Regions from separate parts of the Homo sapiens genome. Here regions 2, 3 and 4 are each linked to region 1. Evidence: chromatin contacts called from ENCODE Hi-C or POLR2A ChIA-PET data. All regions are on one chromosome and are shown on one strand. Each heading gives the region's core, a stretch centred on a gene start or an enhancer-like site at or near the end of the contact. The rest is flanking DNA. Distances are from core to core; before and after follow the strand shown.

Region 1 (2,524 bases), core at 17-2,516:
GGCTGAACCCAGAACGTCCCAGCTGGGGGCCAAGTGCTTCTGGGTGGAGTGATTTTGCCATTGTGCTGGCGCCAGAGGGCTGTGAAGACTTACGTTCACATGCCCCTTTGAGGGGGTTTTACCAGAATTAAAGGGCTTTCATGGCTTGACCTAATTGTCCTGGGCTGTGGAATTCTTTTTGGTTCCTAGTCAGTGTTCTCACCAAGACCCAACTAGTATAACAAACTTGCTATCGTTGCAGGAAAAAGAACCCATCTCAATGAAATGAGTCACTGGTTGGAAATGTAACCTGCAGGCATTGGAGGCTGTTCTAATTTCTCAAAGAACAAAGGCAGGCAATTTGACAGCTTTTGTTGACTGTCATAGAAATTTCCTGTGAGAGGGAGTCAGTTGCTTCATCTCAAGGAGGTCTGAAGAGGTAATAAGTTGTTTTTTTTGTTTTTTTTTTTTTCAATTGAACAAAATTTATCTAAAACATTTTTCAGCTGGGCACGGTGGCTCACGCCTGTAATCTCAGCACTTTGGGAGGCTGAGGCAGGCGGATCACCTGAGATCAGGAGTTCAAGACCAGCCTGGCCAACATGGGGAAAATCCATCTCTACTAAAAAAAACAAAAATTAGCCGGGCTTTGTGGCGTGCACCTGTAATCCCAGCTACTTGGGAGGCTGAGACAGGAGAATTGTTTGAACCCTGGAGGTGGGGTTGCAGTGAGCCGAGATTGCGCCACTGCACTCCGGCCTAGGTGGCAGAGTGAAACTGTCTCAAAAAATAGCATAATCCCATCTCTGTCACCTACTTGTTGAATGTGTTGATGAAAAGAGTCAAGTTCTGTAAAATCTTTGAAGAGATTTATTCTGAGCCAAATATGAGTGACCAATGGCCCATGACACAGCCCTCAGGAGATCCTGAGAACATGTGCCCAACGTGATCAGGGACAGTTTAGTTTTATACATTTTAGGTAGACATAGGCATCAATCAAATTCATGTAAGATGAACATTGGTTCTGTCCGGAAAGGTGGGTCAACTGGAAGCTGCAGGGCTTGGAGTGGAGGAGGATTCCAGATCATCAGCAGATTCAAAGATTTTCTGACTGGCAATTGGTTGAAAGAGTTAAGTTATTGTCAGAGGACTTAGGAATGTCTGGGTTAAGATAAAGGGTTGTGAAGACCAAGATTTAATCATGCATGTGAAACCTCCAGGTGGCAGGCTTCAGAGAGAATACACTGTAAATGTTCTATCAGTAATTCCAAAAGGGAGGAGGGCATAATGAGGCATGTCTGACCTCTGACCCCTGCCTCCCATCATGGCCTGAACTAGTTTTTCAGGTTAGCTTTGGAATGTCCTTGCAGAGAGGAGGGGTCCATTTAGATGGTTGAAGGGCTCAGAATTTTTCTTTCTTTTCTTTTTTGGTCTACAAATGACTTTGAACAAACTTTGTAATTTCCTTGTGCCTCAGTTTCCTCATCTATAGAATGACAATGATGGTAGTACCCAGCCCATTGTGCTTGTGTGAGGATTAAATACATTGATCTGTGGAAAGTGCTCAAAATGGTGCTTGGCCAGTGGTAAGAGTGACATGGGTGTTATTAGAGGCATCCTGAAAACCATCCTGGGGGCTGCAGGGTAGGCCTGGGCAGCAGGCTTAGAGCACAGCCCCTTCTCGGCCTTCAAGAGCTCTTCCTCCCTGAGGCCCGTGGGGCAGGGTCCAGCGGCCACAGAGACCCGTTCCGTGGTCCCTGGCTGCACTGCACACAACACTCCCACCACTGCTGACCTCCTGGTCTCTCTCACGGGCTGTGCCCCACATCCTCGGCTGCGGTCACTGCACATGAATGTAAAACCTGCTGCACAGGAAGGGTTGAAGGAGGGTGTGATCCTTGGGTGAAGTTCTAATCCCCACCGCCAGCCTCACTGGTCTCCCACAGACAATCAAGATGACAATGGCCACTTCCCAGGGTGGCGGCCAGGGTTGGAGGAGCCAATCCCAGGTCCCAGGTCCGAGGCGGTTGTTGGGCCTTATTGATGCCTGATCGCCATCTAGTGCCCGATAAGAGTCACTGAATCTCTCCCATTACAAACAGCTGGTAACGGTGAATGCAAGACTGGAAGATTCCACTGAAGTCGTTTAGGCTTGGGGCCACCCATTTTAGGAATCCCTTCTAAAGAATCCCCGATCCAGTTTCTGTTTAGAGTTTGATACCGGACTCTGTTGCATTTTTTAAAAACTCTAGGTGTGAAAATCCTATTCCTCAGCTGGAGTCTTATTCCTTACATTTTAACATGCAGTTTTACCCCAAAGGTCCCCAAAATGAATAGCAATAGAGAGGAGAAAGTGTCAAAGTGGGGGAGGCCTGACTCTTGTTGTATACTTGGCTGATATGCGATCACTGTTTCTAAGCATTCAATTCCTTTTCATTTCTTTCTGTCAATTAAGCAGCGCCTGCATTTCAGCTAAGATCCGGGAATAGAAAGGTAACAAAAAATGCACAGACTTTGCTCTCACCAGGCTGAGGCAAGGCCAGCT
Region 2 (2,524 bases), core at 8-2,507, 200 kb before region 1:
GAGACAGCGCTAGAATGGGAGATATGAGAATATGGATAAAAGAAAAGACAGCCACAGAGGCTGAAAGCTGCATCTCAGCCCATGGACAGGCCACACACTTGGAGAAGACTGTGTGGCTCCTCCCTTCTCCAGTCACCTGAGTTTTGGCACAAGAAGCACTAACATAAGAAGCCAGTGGTGGCTGGGTGCAGTGGCTCACGCCTGCAATCCCAGCACTTTGGGAGGCAGAGGTGGGCAGATCACAAGGTCAGGAGTTCGAGACCAGCCTGGCCAATATGGTGAAACCCCATCTCTACTAAAAATAGAAAAATTAGCCAGGCACGGCGGCGGGCACCTGTAGTCCCAGCTACTCGGAAGGCTGAGGCAGGAGAATCACTTGAACCCAGGAGGCGGAGGTTGCAGTGAGCCGAGATGGCACCACTGCACTCCAGCCTGGGTGACAGAGCAAGATGCCATCCAAAAAAACAAAAAAGAAGCCAGTGGTACAGGAAGTTTCATTACTGAGAGTGTGGACTCCTGACAGTGGAAAGCAATTTGGGGATTAGAGTCACAGACAGCGGCTGAGCCTCAGGTCCTGGAGTCAGACCTCGCCTAATTTGCTTTTGTTCCCTAAACTTGTGTCCCTGTCTTTAAGATACTAACAGTGGGATAACATGCAGCACAGTGCCTGCCCCCAAGCCTCAGCTCCTATCGCGTAACGTCCCAAATGCTTCATTCATTCTTGGGTTTGTTTGTTTGGTTTGGTTTGAAATGGAGTCTTGCTCTGTTGTCCAGGCTGGAGTGCAATCTTGGGTCACTGCAACCTCTGCCTCCCGAGTTCAAGTGACTCTCCTGCCTCAGCCTCCAAAGTAGCTGGGACTACAGGCACCCACCATCATGCCCAGCTAATTTTTGTATTTTTGTAGAGACGAGGTTTCACCATATTGACCAGCCTGGTGTTGAACTCCTAACCTCAGGAGATCCACCCGATTCAGCCACCCTAAGTGATGGGATTACAGGCCTGAGCCACTGCCCCCCATTCTTGGCCCATTCAAGCATCTGTTTCGTGCTGCTGAAAGCCACAGTGAGTGCTCTGAGTGTGCTGAGAACCATGAAGTGGCTCTGCGGAACATCTCGCATGAGGACGCTGCACGGGACAAGGGCTTGTGGTTTTGGCTGAGGAAAGGCAGAGCGCGTCACCACTGTCCCGCACCCTGTGCCTGGCACACACCCCAGAACAGACATCGCTCTGCCTTTCTGCCCTTTATCAGAATGCCATCTAGTCAGCAGACAGCTATCACGAGTCTAGAGCGTGACAGGCTGGAAGCAGATGCTGCTAAGATGCCCAGACAGGCCCTGAGAGGTGGGGCAATCTGCGAGCTGTTAGCAGGACGCTGTCCAGCAGCAGGGACTTAATTTCATTAGAGGGAGTGGAGGAAGAGATGGACGCCGACGAGGCCAGTTGTCAGCTCTGACACCCACACACGTGAGCCCTGGCTTCCTGGTAATTCGGGAGGAAGGACTGCAAAATCCCATGTCAGTAGGTTGCCGTGGGAACCCCCATGTCTTCAGCAAACAGATGCTTCCATGGAAATGAAACATTGTTGCATTAAGTAGCTGACCCTCTACAGAGATTAAATGTTAGCAAAGGAAAATTCTAACATTGAAACAGAATTGGAAGGGAGTGGGTAGACATCAGGCAATATTTCTTATTTTCCTCTGAGTCCTAAAAAGGATCTAGCAATACCTCCTTAAGGGGAAATGGCATTAACCCACCAAGCAATTGAATCACTGACTTTCTACTTGCTCTCTCTCAGGTCCATGTGAACAGAAGACCTGGACTGTATTCCCACCCCTTTGTGCCTATAGAACTCTGTCCCTGTTTAGAAGGTGGCTGTCCCGTTAATAAAAAATTTAGGTAAACCTGAATCTTCCAAAGGGTGATATAGAACATGAACTATTTAAAAGCTTAACATTTTTTTTCTGAATATTTTATTCTAAAATTAGTGGTTGTATGTTTTTTAACTGTTAAACATTTTCATTGACTTACTCCTCAAATGGTTAAACTGATTGAATATAAATAAAGAAGCAGGTATTATAAAGTTGTGGTTTCTAAAATGTGGATGAGAATCTTGTTTCCTGGGCCAGAATCCCAGACCTGGGATGTGTGAACACAAGGTCACACAGACCGACATGCTTCCCTGGGCCTCTGGGAACCAGCCTGCCCTTTCCTTCTCTGAGTTACTCTGGGAGCTTAGGCGGTCTCAGCTGATGGTGGAGGGAGTCCCACTGCAGTGAGAAACATGATCACTCGCAATTTAATAATGCAACGAGAATAAACTTGAAGTACAAGGTATTATAGGAAATGGGAATCTCAGGAAATGTGCACAGACAAACTTGTCAGGAAAAACCATCCATTGTAGCAAACTCTGCTCTGCTTAAGGCACCCTTTTTCTCATAATTTGCTGTAGATTAACTATTGTAGCTAAGAAGCACTAACATTGGAATAAAAACAAACATACTTCTCTTTATGGTGTATCTTTGA
Region 3 (2,524 bases), core at 18-2,517, 170 kb before region 1:
CCCTTGGCTTCAAGCAGGAAAAATATTCTCATACAGTGTTGTCTGAAAGAGTGATTTTCAAAATTGTGGGTCATGACTCGATAGAGGATAGAGAATCTGTGTAGTGGATTTTGAGAAACTTTTTAAAAAATACAACTAATGGAAGAGAAGATAAAATGCCGAAGGACTTCACACGCAGTAAGGGCATGCGCTGTTTTGTGGCATTTCGGTTTCCTGGTTTGGGAAGAAGAAGCAGATGGTCTACACCACTGGAAGGCACAACTCCATAGACAAGGGGTTCCTGGACAAAAAGTTGATAGTAGCACCAGAAAGGTAGAAGCAGAAAGCAAACACATCCCACACACCTGGAGGCACCGAGGCAAGAGCTGTTCAGGTCATGGCCTTGGTGTAATCCTTGCCTTCTCTTTTCTCTCATGCTCTACATGTAAACCATATACAAAATTTGTCAGCTTGACCTGCACTCTATATCCAGATTCCAATCACTTCTCACCATTTACTCTGCAAAGTGGCAGCTGGAATATTTATATGGTTTGGCTGTGTCCCCACCCAAATCTCATCTTGACTGTAACTCCCACAATTCCCATAAGGGGAGGTGATCGAACTATGGGGGTGGGGGGCGGTCTTTCCTGAGCTGTTCTCATGATGGTGAATGAGTCTCATGAGATCTGATGGTTTTAAAAATGGGAGTTTCCCTGCACAAATTCTCTTTCTTTGCCTGCTGCCATCCACGTAAGACGTGACTTGCTTTTCCTTGCCTTCCGCCATGATTGTGAGGCCTCCCCACCCATGTGGAACTATAAGTCCAATTAAACCTCTTTCTTTTGTAAATTGCTCACTCTCAGGTATATCTTTATCAGCAGCATGAAAACAGACTAATACAAATATGCAGATGTTGCACCATTAAACCTAGCTAGAGTTTGGAGACTTCATAGCAAGGACGACTTGTGGCATTTTTCTGGTTATTTGCCATTAAATTGTGAGCCAGTGAACTGAAAGGCAGCACACTTAAAAGAGTCATTTTATCCACTGTTCTCTTTCATTTAACTGACGATCTCCTCTTTCTCCCTGTGATGCTGTAAACCCCATGTCTTTTGTGAAACTGGCTCTGTAATCAGACCATGGCCCATCCAGCCTTGAAGCTCTCTCCTGCTTACAGATGGGGTTTTGACATTATGCCTTTGGGTTTTGTGGCACAGAGATTTCCACTTCTTCCTCATGAGCCCAAGCAAGCGTGAGCTGTCTCAGCTACTTGGAGATTGACGTCAATCTTTCCGCATGAGCCAGGGGAAGCTGCCTCATTTGTTTGCCCTGTGGCTTCTCTACTTTTCAAAAAAGGGAAATCAGTTCTTCTCTGAGTCATGTTATATTTTTTGTGACCGATAGTAAACCTCTGAGAAATATCTCTAGACGTTACACAGTTCAAATCAGTCACTTATAAAATTAAGCATTATGCTCTCTCTCCTTCTGAAAAGTCCAGACAAAGAGCATCAGATTTCAGAGAAGAATCTGCTCTTCAGAACAAGGGCTAACCTTGCATGTGCAGTTGTCAGGTAAAGATAGATCAGCCCTACTCACATGGCTGTAACCATCCACAATTTGGTTTCTCTGTGCAAGTTCCTCTGGTTAAGAAGCCTGGGATACCCAGGGAGATGCTGGGTGATGGGCTTGCACACAGTATCGTTGGCGGCTTCCTAAGATGTCAGGCTGAGCATATCCATGTTTCGATTTTGGTGTCAGCCATCAGTTGCTTTTAGGCTTACAGCAATTCTCTATTTTATGAACTCAAACAAAATTACAGAAGGAAAGCTGTCAATTACTTTTCTTTACTTTCTGAATTAGAGTGTCCATCCCTAGTCCTCCACCAGACACCACTGTAGGCAAACAAAGCATCTTACAAATGATGCATCATCAAGATGCACAGGGAATTTTTTTTTTTTAAGAACTACAGGAAAAAAATCAGTCACATGTTTAGCATTTTCCCTGGAACAAATTTATTTTGCTGTTACAGTGGTCGGTGGCCTGCGGTGTCTGTCCTTGGTATTTGGACAAGGAGATGCCTGCTCAGTGACTAAGCTGGGGTTCTCCACATCAGCAAGGCCCTCACTCAGGATTGGCCATGGATATGGACCGACCCCACTGCACCTTTAGAGTCCAACAGCTTTCCTTCGCAAGATGGCCCACTGGAGGTGAAGGTGGATTCTGTTGCCCTGGATCCCAGGAAGTTAACTTGTTCCTATGTGAGTCAAACCTTGGGTCTGATCTCAATTGTTTCCAACCATAAGCAATTGGTCTAGTGTTCGATGCAGGGCATGCTCAGAGCTGTCTGGTTATTTGTCCACACCTTGCTTGGCACATGTGTTATTTTGGAGAAAACTTCCTTTCTGCCTGAGAAGCAGGCAATGAAAGGGAGCCTCCACTGGTAGACAAGACTCTCATTCTCAGGCTTTGCTAACCTCCAAGGCAGAGTTTGTGCCTTGTTTCTCTGAACCCGAATGGCACCTATTGAGTTCCTTTTTTATAGCAC
Region 4 (2,524 bases), core at 7-2,506, 150 kb after region 1:
TCCCTTAAATGATTCTACAAACCTAACATCATCATAATAATATTCACAAGAATTTTTGGGGGAAGGAGAAAGAAGAAAGAATCCACAAGATAAGCCTTAGGCTCCTCTGTACAATTAAATATACAAGAAATGCCAGAAAAGTTTTGAATAAGAATAATGAGGGAAACTTGTACAACAGATGTTAGAACGCCTAAAAGAAAAAAATACTTCAGTAATCAAAGCCATTTGGTAGTAAAAACCAAAATACAAAGACAGATCCACAGAACAGAATGCAAAGTCTGCAAAAAATTCACAAGGAAAAAGTAGATGCTAAAACAATGGCAGAATTTTCAAATACACTGAAATACAAGAAACTTGTCAGCTAATTCCCTATCAGATGGACACCTCCTCCAAACTTTGCGTAGATTTCATGGATTTTCCTTTGTCGCTCCTTCCCCAGCACACAGGCAGTATCTAGCCAGTACTGCCCCATGGCCCGTGGTGACAGTGACTTTTCGCTCTCTCTGATGCGCTGGTGTGTATGTTAAACTGTGTAACACATCCTGGTTCCCCTCTCATTCTGCAACATCAAAAAAGCAGGTACAAAGCCAACAACAGCCAGCAGTAAGAGATGACAAGCGATTGGATCACACTGATTTTGGAATTGATAATTCAGGTTAGTATATTGCTAACAGAATAACCAACTAAGACTGTGCCATATACTTGCACGAAGACCCATGACATTTCTCTTCAACTTCAGGAAAAAGTCCAAATTCTTTAATATACTATAAAAGACTCTCCATAACCTAGCCCCTGCCTACATTTCCACCCTCCCCGGCTGCTGATTCCTCCCTAGACTAACATTATCTCCCCTGCTTCTACCTCTCCTACCAACACTTGGGGCTCTGGGTACATGATCTTTCAAGCAAACATCACCTCCACCTAGCTGCTGCTGCAGATCCTAGGCTCCCCCAGCCAACAATCTCACAATTAATAACTCCCTCCTCTGCAAATAGCCTCTCCATGCTGTTTGTATTACATTATATTATATATATTATATTCATATGTTTCCATGTCATCTCTTCCCTTAATATCAGGGACTTAACCTTTCTCTGCCTCCCACTCCTTACGTGTAAAATGGCAATAAGGCTGCACCTGAGGCAGGTTAGATGAGGTGGTCAGAGCCTCCCTTGACAGGAAACAAGAAACTTGTCAAATTGATGAAGAGAACAAACCACCTAACAGTGCACAGACCGCATCCTGAGCTCGTGGTTAGAACACCCTACAGCAAAAAGGCAGGAGCAGAAGAGAAAAATCCCCACATTTGTACAAGCACAGAAACCCGTGATTAGTGTCCTTGGGCTGACCTGTGCTCATTATAATAGTAAAAAACACACCCCCAGGTGGAGATTTAAAATGCTTATAAGACATGCGATGGATGTACTAGCATGTACAGCCACTGCACATGTGGACCTAAGAAACCACTCCTAACATGCTTAATAGCAACACCCCTTACCACCCCTTCATGAATAATCATGCAAATTTCCCATAAAGGGAGATCCCCCAGTATTAGACAGAGCTGTCTTGCCTTTGAGTGGCCCGTTCTGACCGGCTGCTAGAGTGTACTTTGGCTTTGCAGTCAACTCTCTTGCTTGCTTTTGCTTTTGACTCACTTTCAAATTATTTTCTGTCCCAAAGTCAAGAACCTGAACTAGCCCACCGGCTACACACCTACACAGAAATGAGTAATAATTAAATGAGGCGACCCCTGTAAAGCACTTGAACCTGTGCCCAGCATGGGAAAGCTTCAATAAATATTAGCTATTGTTACTATTACAATTATCTGCGCTCTTCTTTCTATTCTTTTCACCCCAATTCAATAACCTCCCTTAGACTGTTCACACAGCACTCAAACCTTTAGTTTGTATCAGGTCATTATTTTCTTCCTTCTACTTTTCTGCATGTTTATATTACTCCTAAGATCTGAAAAACATTTTTAGAAATTATTCTACAGCAGGACATGTTTGACGAGTCCTTTTCAGAACTGCCTGGGGTGAACTTATCTTCAGGGCACAATGCTTATAAATGCCCTAGCTCCTGGTAAGTCGACCTGGAGTCATTTACTGACTTTAAATTCACTTCCTGCCGCTGATAAGCCACACAGGCCCTGTGATCGATAATTTTAATGTAGAATAATCACAGATGTTCACATCCATTTCCTTTCTCTGTTGAATACCATCTAGAGAGCACTCCAATACTCCTTCAGAATTCCCAAAGGTACATTTGCATTGCAGTTAATAAGGTTGCCATTGTGTATGGTTAAGCTTTTAAATGAGTATTTTGATGTGGTGCCAGGGAAGGGTCACATCCTGGGGCCATCTGCTCACAGAGTAAGCCCTGAACAACTTTAAAAATGATCAGAAACAGTGTTCCAAGGATTTAACCTAAGGATAACAACACGGCGTCTCTCGCTGTTCTGGTGTCCCCAGACAGGTATTAGCCAGGAAAAGGCCTCTGGTTTAAGCCGGAGCTAATCGAGGAGGTT

Evidence for each region. A loop is a pair of places that touch in the nucleus more often than their neighbours do. ChIA-PET counts read pairs that join two places held with the same protein, here RNA polymerase II (POLR2A). Pooled maps may share reads with other maps.
Region 2: a map of PC-9 shows a loop between it and region 1 (7-fold over the local background). The contact joins two enhancer-like sites. A Hi-C loop is called at or near these places in 1 of 168 maps with a recorded cell type or tissue (PC-9) and 5 of 50 pooled maps. POLR2A ChIA-PET finds 5 or more read pairs at or near these places in 2 of 52 experiments (Panc1 and activated naive CD8-positive, alpha-beta T cell).
Region 3: a map of PC-3 shows a loop between it and region 1 (7-fold over the local background). The contact joins two enhancer-like sites. A Hi-C loop is called at or near these places in 11 of 168 maps with a recorded cell type or tissue (B cell, CD4-positive, alpha-beta T cell, CD8-positive, alpha-beta T cell and 7 more), 5 of 37 single-sample maps with no recorded cell type and 10 of 50 pooled maps. POLR2A ChIA-PET finds 5 or more read pairs at or near these places in 8 of 52 experiments (CD4-positive, alpha-beta T cell, CD4-positive, alpha-beta memory T cell, MCF 10A and 5 more).
Region 4: a map of mammary epithelial cell shows a loop between it and region 1 (2.7-fold over the local background). The contact joins two enhancer-like sites. A Hi-C loop is called at or near these places in 4 of 168 maps with a recorded cell type or tissue (MCF 10A and mammary epithelial cell) and 7 of 50 pooled maps. POLR2A ChIA-PET finds 5 or more read pairs at or near these places in 6 of 52 experiments (AG04449, CD4-positive, alpha-beta T cell, CD4-positive, alpha-beta memory T cell and 3 more).

Annotation. Positions count from the first base shown.
Region 1 is chr2:234,135,358-234,137,881 of GRCh38, reverse strand. No RefSeq gene overlaps it. Among named protein-coding and RNA genes, the nearest start is that of SPP2, 86 kb to the right of the region's middle. Within about 2 kb of position 1,266, at least 8 of the 41 ENCODE cell types and tissues checked have a DNase peak (open chromatin) inside an H3K27ac peak, as active enhancers do; they include PC-3 and PC-9, where a contact is called at or near this core.
Region 2 is chr2:234,334,709-234,337,232 of GRCh38, reverse strand. No RefSeq gene overlaps it. Among named protein-coding and RNA genes, the nearest start is that of LINC01891, 120 kb to the left of the region's middle. Within about 2 kb of position 1,257, at least 11 of the 41 ENCODE cell types and tissues checked have a DNase peak (open chromatin) inside an H3K27ac peak, as active enhancers do; they include PC-9, where a contact is called at or near this core.
Region 3 is chr2:234,307,719-234,310,242 of GRCh38, reverse strand. No RefSeq gene overlaps it. Among named protein-coding and RNA genes, the nearest start is that of LINC01891, 150 kb to the left of the region's middle. RefSeq lists an enhancer at 1,061-1,200. Within about 2 kb of position 1,267, at least 5 of the 41 ENCODE cell types and tissues checked have a DNase peak (open chromatin) inside an H3K27ac peak, as active enhancers do; they include PC-3, where a contact is called at or near this core.
Region 4 is chr2:233,989,428-233,991,951 of GRCh38, reverse strand. All of the region lies in intron 21 of TRPM8 (transient receptor potential cation channel subfamily M member 8), which reads right to left. Among named protein-coding and RNA genes, the nearest start is that of SPP2, 60 kb to the left of the region's middle. RefSeq lists an enhancer at 1,376-1,425. Within about 2 kb of position 1,256, at least 4 of the 41 ENCODE cell types and tissues checked have a DNase peak (open chromatin) inside an H3K27ac peak, as active enhancers do.